2 separate regions of the Homo sapiens genome follow, and region 2 is linked to region 1. Evidence: chromatin loops called from intact Hi-C (ENCODE). Cell type or tissue: Caco-2. All regions are shown on one strand.

Region 1 (4,000 bases):
TTGTCCCCTCCCTTGTCACAGTGGGAAGAGCTTGGGTTTTGGAGTTAGATGAGCTTGCGTCAATCCCAGCTTTGCAAGTAGGGTCTAGGGGTCATGGGACCTTGTTTTGTAACTGCTGGAGCCTGGCTTCCCCATCTGTAAAAAGTGGAATGTCAGTGAAAGAAGGCTCTTCATTACTACTGATCACAACCACTCTGGCTGGCTTTCAGAACCTTATGAAAGGTTATTAGGTAGCTCTTCAAATCATCCTAGGTGTGTGTGAAAGGGTTGGGTTTGGCGGCTTCTCAGAGAGCAACCGTACCTGAGTGACACAGCTAGACTATCCCAGTAAGGCTGTGCCGCCACATGGCTGGAACCCGCCTGCCTCTGGCACCCTCTCCAGGGTTCATTCTTTGTGCTGCTTCCTTCTCCGTGGCCTCAGCATCTAAGAGGAAGACTCCTGGAGGTGTTGCGGATTGGCTGAGTTCAGGCCCCACACCAGCACCAAGATGCATGGGAGGAATCCAGGAACATGAGTTCAGACTTCCAACTCGGGACAGGTGGACTCCTGAGGTGGGGGAGACCCAAACACAGAGAGGATGTTCAAAAATGCAGGTGACCCATGACAGCAGGAAACGTCTACCATAGACATGGACCCGGAGCCTTTCCAGGGCCTCCATGCGCCTCACAGACTGGGTAAATTTCGTCCAAACACACCTTCCAGACCCTGTGGTGTCTGCAGCATCTCTCACTCTCTGGATGTTCCCAGATCTGACCTCCTTGGGCTCCCTAGACCACCACACCCCTGTGTCCTCTAACGCTCTGTCTGTTTTTATCACAAGACTCTGACTACAGAACCCAGCCCCCTGACAGTTTTGAATTAAAAAAGAAAAACAGAAATCTACTCGCATTAAGAGTTTCATGATTTATGTAGAATTTGCTGAAGATTTGGGGTGGTGGAAGGGGCCTTCTGTGTTCTCTTGTGCTCGCTCTCTGTCTTACTCTCGCTCTCTTTCTTTCTCATCTACCTTTTCTCCAGTTTCACCTGCAGAAGGTCCACTGTTCTTACTCTTGGAGAGTTCAGGGATCTACCTTCTAACCCAAGCAGTTTTCAAGGCATGATTTCTAAATAAGTGCAATTCTCTTCCTAGGTGGAAATTTAGTGACTACAATTTTCTTCATCTCACTACAGAGGACAATTGTGAGGATTAAATTAAGTAATGATTATAAAGTACTTACAGCATTGCAGATTCTCAGCAAATTATTAAAAGAAAACTTATCAAGTCCACTCAGTATGTGGGGAAAGCAGGATATTTGCATAATTAGCATTACTGGGAGTCTTGGTTGCAAAAAGTTGGTGATGAGCTCCAGGAGGCCTGGGTTTCTGTCACGTCATGAGATTTATGTGATATTTAGCAACTCAGGGATGGCTCCTTCCAGCTGAGCAAGAAGGAGCCTCTTTGTTTAGGGTGAAAGTAAACAGAACTCCTTGTCTTTAAATCAGTGAAGATGGAATGTTTGTAATGTCAACACCGTTCACTCTACCCTGCAAATGAACAGGAAAGTCAATCTGGCTAGTGAGCTCTGTCTGGATTTCGCAGGCTTCTATGAAAACTGCTTGCGCTGCCTCTGGGCTCCGACGCATGACGGCACGGAATTTCCCAGGGCTGGCCCCACTTAAGGGTCAGGCTTGTTTTGCTAGACCTGGTTTCCACTTGATCCTTTTCTTCAAGATAACTCACCTGCCCAGTGATAAACGTATGGCCCAGCGTCCACCCTCTCAAAAGCAATTTGTCTCTGGAATCCTCTCTTCCAAGCTGCCATAAAATCACTATGGGGTTTGCAACATGAGGGAGACTTGCTTTCTAATCTTCATAAAGGTTTTACCCCAAAGCTCTCCCATCTCGTCTGGAGCTGTTCCCATCATACCCCTCCACCTTCTCCTAATAAGCGCTTGGATTCCTACAGAGAAATAGCCAGCATTGCCCCATGTTGGACAAACAGCAGAGTCCGCCTCAACCAGAGACAGATCAGGCGCTAAGGAGGGCAGAGGCTGGAACATTTGGAGGCAATGTCGGGTCACTGTCGCTTTGCAATCCATTGCTCTGACAAGAATGCAAAGTGATTATTTTAAAAATCACTCTTGTATTGCTTTTTTCATGATCAGGAATTTAAAAAAATGAAAATATCAGCATATAAAGCTGCAACAGTCCTATACTCCCTTCCTCATAACCCTGCAACTCAGCATCTTCCCAGTTTAAGTTTAAACAAAAGAAAAGAGGGGGTGGGGGTGTTCTATTTCCTGAGAGCAATTCCTGGCAGGGCTGCAGCCTGGATATTCTGCCTGCTCTGGTGCAGACTGGCATCTATCCTAGGGCTCAAAGAGATGGCTTCAGAGCCGATTATCACCCTGTACCAGCCACCACAGATGGCATTAGCTGACCCTAAGCTGGGAGCAGAATTCAAAGAAGTCTTTTTTTCTGGGAGTGAGCTCCCAGAAGCTTGTGTTAATTGCAGGCACTGTGCCCTACAGGGGAAGACCCAGAGCTCTGGGGCTGGGAGCACCTGGCCTTGGCCAACCCCAGCCTACTCATCAGAGAGGTTGCTGCTGGCCCCACAGGGCCCAGAAGTCCAGTGCCTCTAGAAAATGCATCAGCCTCTGGTTGGAGATGAGAGGATTCCAAGATGTTCAAGGGTCTCTGGTGTCACAATGCACATTCTATTTACCATCCAACCATTTTAAAAGGGTAAACGCTTCCTGTTAATTTATACAATGCCAGGGAGTTTGATACGAGCTCAATGACTCAACTATCTCCCTGGTGTTTGTGCTCAGGGAACTTGTGAGGAACCTTGGGGATTCCTACAAGTGTGCTTGGAATCACAGTACTGGGCAGTAATATGAATAGTAGTACTAGTAGTAGTAACATCCGTGCCTGATGCTTTTGTAGAGATTGGAGGTACATAGATGAGGCAGGGAATACTTAGGGTAGACTGCATCTTCTGTGAGCTGTAAATGAATCTTGTTGTGGGCCCATTGCTCAGTCTTCACAACTACTACTTACCCAAGGGAGATGGAGAGAAGAAAGAAAAGCGGGGAGTAGCTACATAGAAAGCAGCTTGGAGAAGTGACTCACTCTCTCTAAGTCTGCTTCCTCATCCATGAAATGGGGTGATAACTACCTAACAGGGTGCTTGGGAGGATGAGATCAGGTGGGTGGGCATTCATCTAACAGATATCTCTTATGTGTCAGGCGCTGTTCTGTACAGAACAAATGAAGTCCATGACCTCATGAAGGCCATGTTCTAATAAGAATAAAAATGATAATTCATCAGGAGGCATAGCTGTCTTAAGTGACTGAATGTTAAAATACATGAAGGAAAAACTGATAAAAAATAAAAGGAGAAATAGAAAGTTCCAGGGTTGTGCTATGAAATTTGACAACTCCCTTCTACTATTGATAGAACAAATCAGGTTTTTTAAAAAATCAGTAAGGAAATAGATTTTACCAACATTATCAACTATTCTAACCTAATCAATATGTACAAAACACTATACTGTATAGAATACATATTCATTTCTTTCAAGTGCACATAGAATGTTTTCTAACCCAGACTCTATACTGGTTGATTAAATAAGTCTTAAAAATCGTCCAAAGCTTGAAATTTTACAAGATATGGTCTCTGACTACCATAGAATTTAATCAGGGATCAGTAATAAAATATCCAGATTATCCTCCCAAATACCTGGAAATTAAAAACCCATCTAAGGAACCCACGGGTCAAAGGGAAAATCACAAATGAAACTAGAAAGTAACTTCTAACTGGATGATATGAAAACACAAGACATCAACATTTCTGGGATGCAGCTAATGCAGTATGGAGAGGGAATTTTATAGCTTTAAAAGCCTATGTTAGAAAGGAAAAAAGGTTCAAAATCATGATCTAAGTTTCCACATTAAGAAGTTAGAACAAGAAGAGCAAGTTAAACTCAAAGTTAAGCAGAAATAAAGAAATAACTGGA
Region 2 (4,000 bases), 96 kb before region 1:
CCATCTCCTTAACTTAAACTATCTAGGGGCCCCCAGATCACCTCATTAGCATAAACTATCAGGGCCCACCATAAGTAACAAAGACAATCGTATCACTGGGGAAATTCCAAGGATTTAGAGGCTTCCTCCCAGTAACTGGGGACAAGACAAAGGCTGTCCAAATTGATCACACGGGAGTGGCTATACTATATTCACTGTGATCATTGAATGATTCTGAAATTCACGTATTATTTTCACATTTCCACACCACTGAAAGTGGGACCGAGTTTACAATTGCTGTGGCCCTTATAGTCGTTGTCATCCTCTCAGCTACACATCAGAACTTGGAAAATGGGAATCAATCTCAGAAGAAAACACTGAGCACCCTTTTAAGAACTACGCTATGACCAAGGCTCTTGCTGATACAGAGACCATACTACATGGAAAAGCATGAACAGCAACACTGCTAAACACAAACACTATTCAAAAGTGTTGCACTCTGAAGGAAGGTGAAGGAGTTTTAGGGGCACCTTGACTAATTTGTTTCCTTATAGCTGGCCTGTTATGTAAGTGCAAACCTTTTCTCCCCTTAGTGGTACATAATGTAGTGTGTATCTTATCATTGATGGTGTGTAGTATTCAATGAAATATGGAGTTTCATAATGGCTTTTTTCTCTGAGTATATTATGAACATATTTCTACATCAAAGCGCTTCATGTTTCTCATAATATATAATTTTATTGCATTGGTATATTATCTAACACGCTTTATTTAACTGATTCCCTACTAGATATGTGTGCTCTTCTCATTTCCACGGTTGTAACCAAGACTGAGGCATATGTGGCTGTGTTGTTATGTTTTGCACACTTGTCCAGTTGCTTCTTTAAGATAAATTCCTAGAAGTGTAATTTATGGGTCCTACTGTGTCTGCATTTTAAAAACATGCTGCCCATTTCCTTTTAGAAAAGCCATAGCTCTCCACTCTCTCCAGTGGTAGTTGGTCACTGGCTGCCACACCCAGGACCACTCTGTGTTTTCTGTCTTTGTCATCTGTCAGTCTCCTGCAATACTTAACCTCTTCTGTTCTACTCCCAAGGATCTTGTTTCAGTGTGAATTTCTCTGATTATTAGTGAGGTTGATTATCTTAAAAATATGCTATTGGCCATTTATTTGTACTCCTTTTTAATAACTGCTTATGTGTGTTCATTGTACTTTCTTTCTTTATTGAGTTGTCTTTTTTCTCATATGAATTATAATATTTCCCCAGGTTTTGGATTGCCTTTTCATTTTGGCTTAACTACCTTTTAATTAACACGTTGTCATGTCACATCCAGACAAAAGACAAAACAGACTGGGTGACAGCTCAGAGGGAGCTGCCAGATGGCCACCAGTGCCCCCTCGGGGGAGGCAGGCAGGCTGGGTAGTGGCCACCCAGGGGAGGGGCTGCCAAGCCTGCTCTGGGTCTGAGCTCCTGGGTGTTTCAGCATCCCATATGGGTAATTGGCAGTCCCATTGTGCTGAATTCACGAGTCTGAGGCTCCCAACCTGGCGAGGGCTCTGCAACATGGCCTTGCTATATGTAATCCAGGCTCACAGGGTGGAAGTGCATTGTACATCTGAGCTCGTCCACTCCTGTATAAAATTGGGAAACACATCCTCAGTAAGCAACAGAACAACAACCATGTCCACAGGGTGAGGCTGTCCAGGAGGCCTCTGATGAAGCTTGAATCCGTGAGCTGGCATTCTTTTGACCCTGCTGTTTATCAGCAGAGTCCTTTCCCTTATAAGGGGAATTCTCTCTCTGTACCTCAGGGCATCTAAGCCTCCACACTGGATGTTTTATTAGAAAGCAGTGAACAGGCAATAAGCCCCTTGACAGGACAGTTCTTTGTTGCTCAGAAATCGCTCTTGGCTACCTGTCTAAATCACTGGGGTAAACATCAGGAAACCTTTTAAAGGGGTCAAGAGAGGCCGGGGCACCTTGAACTGCAGCACCTACTCTCTTATCAACAAAGGCAGACACTGGTCATCTCATTCAATACAGCCGACTGCAAAGGAAGCTCTGCTCCATTTCTCAAAATGGATGATATTCTTGTATTCTGAGATGTCTACTTTCAATAAAACAAAGTCATAATATTTGTCAGGAGAAAGTAAGGGAAAGGAAGCTGACATTTATTAAAGACACACTGTGCTCCAGACCCTGTGCTCAGCGCTTTCCAGTGTGCAGACTCAGTCGTGGTGAGCCGCGTATACGGCTGAGACCTGCATTTAATTAATAAGAGACTATTATAAACATCATATAGTACGTCAGAAACAATTAGAAAAGATGTTCTCCTTAAGGCCTCAAGCGTCAAAGGAGAAAGAAAAATTAAAGACACTGAAAATGGTGCAACTTTTCCTAATCATTCAAATCAAATCATACTTTTGCTTCATTTATCTACACACACACACACACACAGAGTCATGCGTTGCTTCATGATGGGGCTATGTTCTGAGAAAAGTGAAGTTTTAAGTAGAGTAAGGATATGGGGATAACATTTGGGTTTTTATAGGATCCTTCTTGCTGAAGTGTGGAGAATGGTTTGAAGGGCACCACAGTAGAAGTTTTAAGATCAGTTCAGGTCTTCAGCTTTCTGCTCATTAAAATCTTTGTTCGCTGAAGTTTCCAGCCTAGAAAAGAAATTCTAGACATTGTAAACACACAGCATTCATCTTTGGACATCAAGAGTGCTCAAGGGGCAACAAGCATGTGCCCACCTCCCTGAATTCTGGCTCCCATCCTCCCTCCCTCTCCCCTCCCTGGCACCCCCTCTCGCCTCCCTGGCACCCTCCTGCACTCTCCCCTCTGTGGCACTCTCCCTCCCACTCCCTTCCCTCCCTCTCTCCTCTCCTGCACTCTCCCTCCCTCTCCCTTTCCTCCTTCTTCCCTTTCTGGCACCCTCCCTCCTTGTCCCCTCCCTCCCTCTCCTCTCCCTCCACATCTGCTGCAGATCCTCCTCTCTCCTGCTCTACCCACATCTGCTGCCCTTTTTGTCATAAAAAAATTACATAACACCATCTTCCTGGCCATTCTCCTCTGCCAATATCAAATTAGTTATCTAAATTTGATTCGTTAGGGAATCACGTTTCATTTCAGCTTTTCTTGAAATAGAAGCATTTTAATAAATTATATTCAACACACCAGTATAAAATATAAAAGTAATTCAATTTCTTAACACAAGTCTTTTATTTTCTCATAAAATGAAGCAGGGAAGTCTCCTAGGAGAAGCTCCTTGCCTTGACAGCACCCTCCTTGCAATCTGTGATCTCCCTGTACTCATTCGCACGGGTTACGTTGTGGCAGATTCTGCCATAGAGAAATGACAAAGGAGTGATCACAAAAATGCACTTAAAAGTGCTTTGCAGCACTCTCCTCACCCCCTGATATGAGGAGGGGTTAGCGAGCCCTTCAGGGGTGGGTGGTCATTCTGCTCCTCTGGGTCATAGGCAGGAGCCCCTCCTCCTCTCGTCTTGGCCTGTGGTGTGGACCGTGAAGTGGGTTGTTCTCACATTATTCCTACTCTGGAAGAATGGGAAGGGGTTGTCCTCTGGCAGAAGATAAACATCTGCTGAGTTCAAACACTCTTATTGCACTATATGGAGAAACTAACAAGCTCATCAATGCATTTCATTATTGGTCTGAAGATTAATTACATCTGATGGTAACAATTGTGGCTTCCATTATCGCAGAAACTGTCTGCTGAAAGTGACGTTGCTGGTTATCTGTCATCTTAATGTGAGGAATTCTGGCAAAGGGGCCCTGGCGTGACGTTCCCAAGCATTCCCTACCTTCACCCTAACTCCCCAAGCAGCCCTGCCCATTCCCAGCTATATAGCCACCCTAGGACCAGGAAGGACTGCCTTGTTTTTCTCTGTAGTAGATGAATGACAGAGGGGCAGATGCAGCCACCCTTTTCTTGATGTGCCTAGGCAGGTGTCCTGCCTGCCCTGGCTCGGCTCCACCAAGCCGATGGATATGCT

The links. Peaks named below come from ENCODE experiments on the same cell type or tissue, not always from the same donor. Only the 100,000 strongest peaks of a DNase experiment are listed, where the experiment ranks them.
Region 2: a loop joins it to region 1, with 5 times the contacts of the local background. A loop is called at or near these places in 1 of 110 quality-filtered maps.

The regions. Positions count from the first base shown.
Region 1 is chr6:3,663,359-3,667,358 of GRCh38, forward strand. It overlaps LOC100507336 (a long non-coding RNA gene), which reads right to left. Exons shown (of 4, transcript NR_187650.1): 2 at 302-547. Among named protein-coding and RNA genes, the nearest start is that of PXDC1, 86 kb to the right of the region's middle. In Caco-2, no CTCF peak of the experiment used is centred here; a DNase peak (open chromatin) is centred at 1,583; H3K4me3 peaks cover 437 bases.
Region 2 is chr6:3,567,157-3,571,156 of GRCh38, forward strand. No RefSeq gene overlaps it. Among named protein-coding and RNA genes, the nearest start is that of SLC22A23, 110 kb to the left of the region's middle. RefSeq lists an enhancer at 1,430-1,932. In Caco-2, no CTCF peak of the experiment used is centred here; a DNase peak (open chromatin) is centred at 1,825.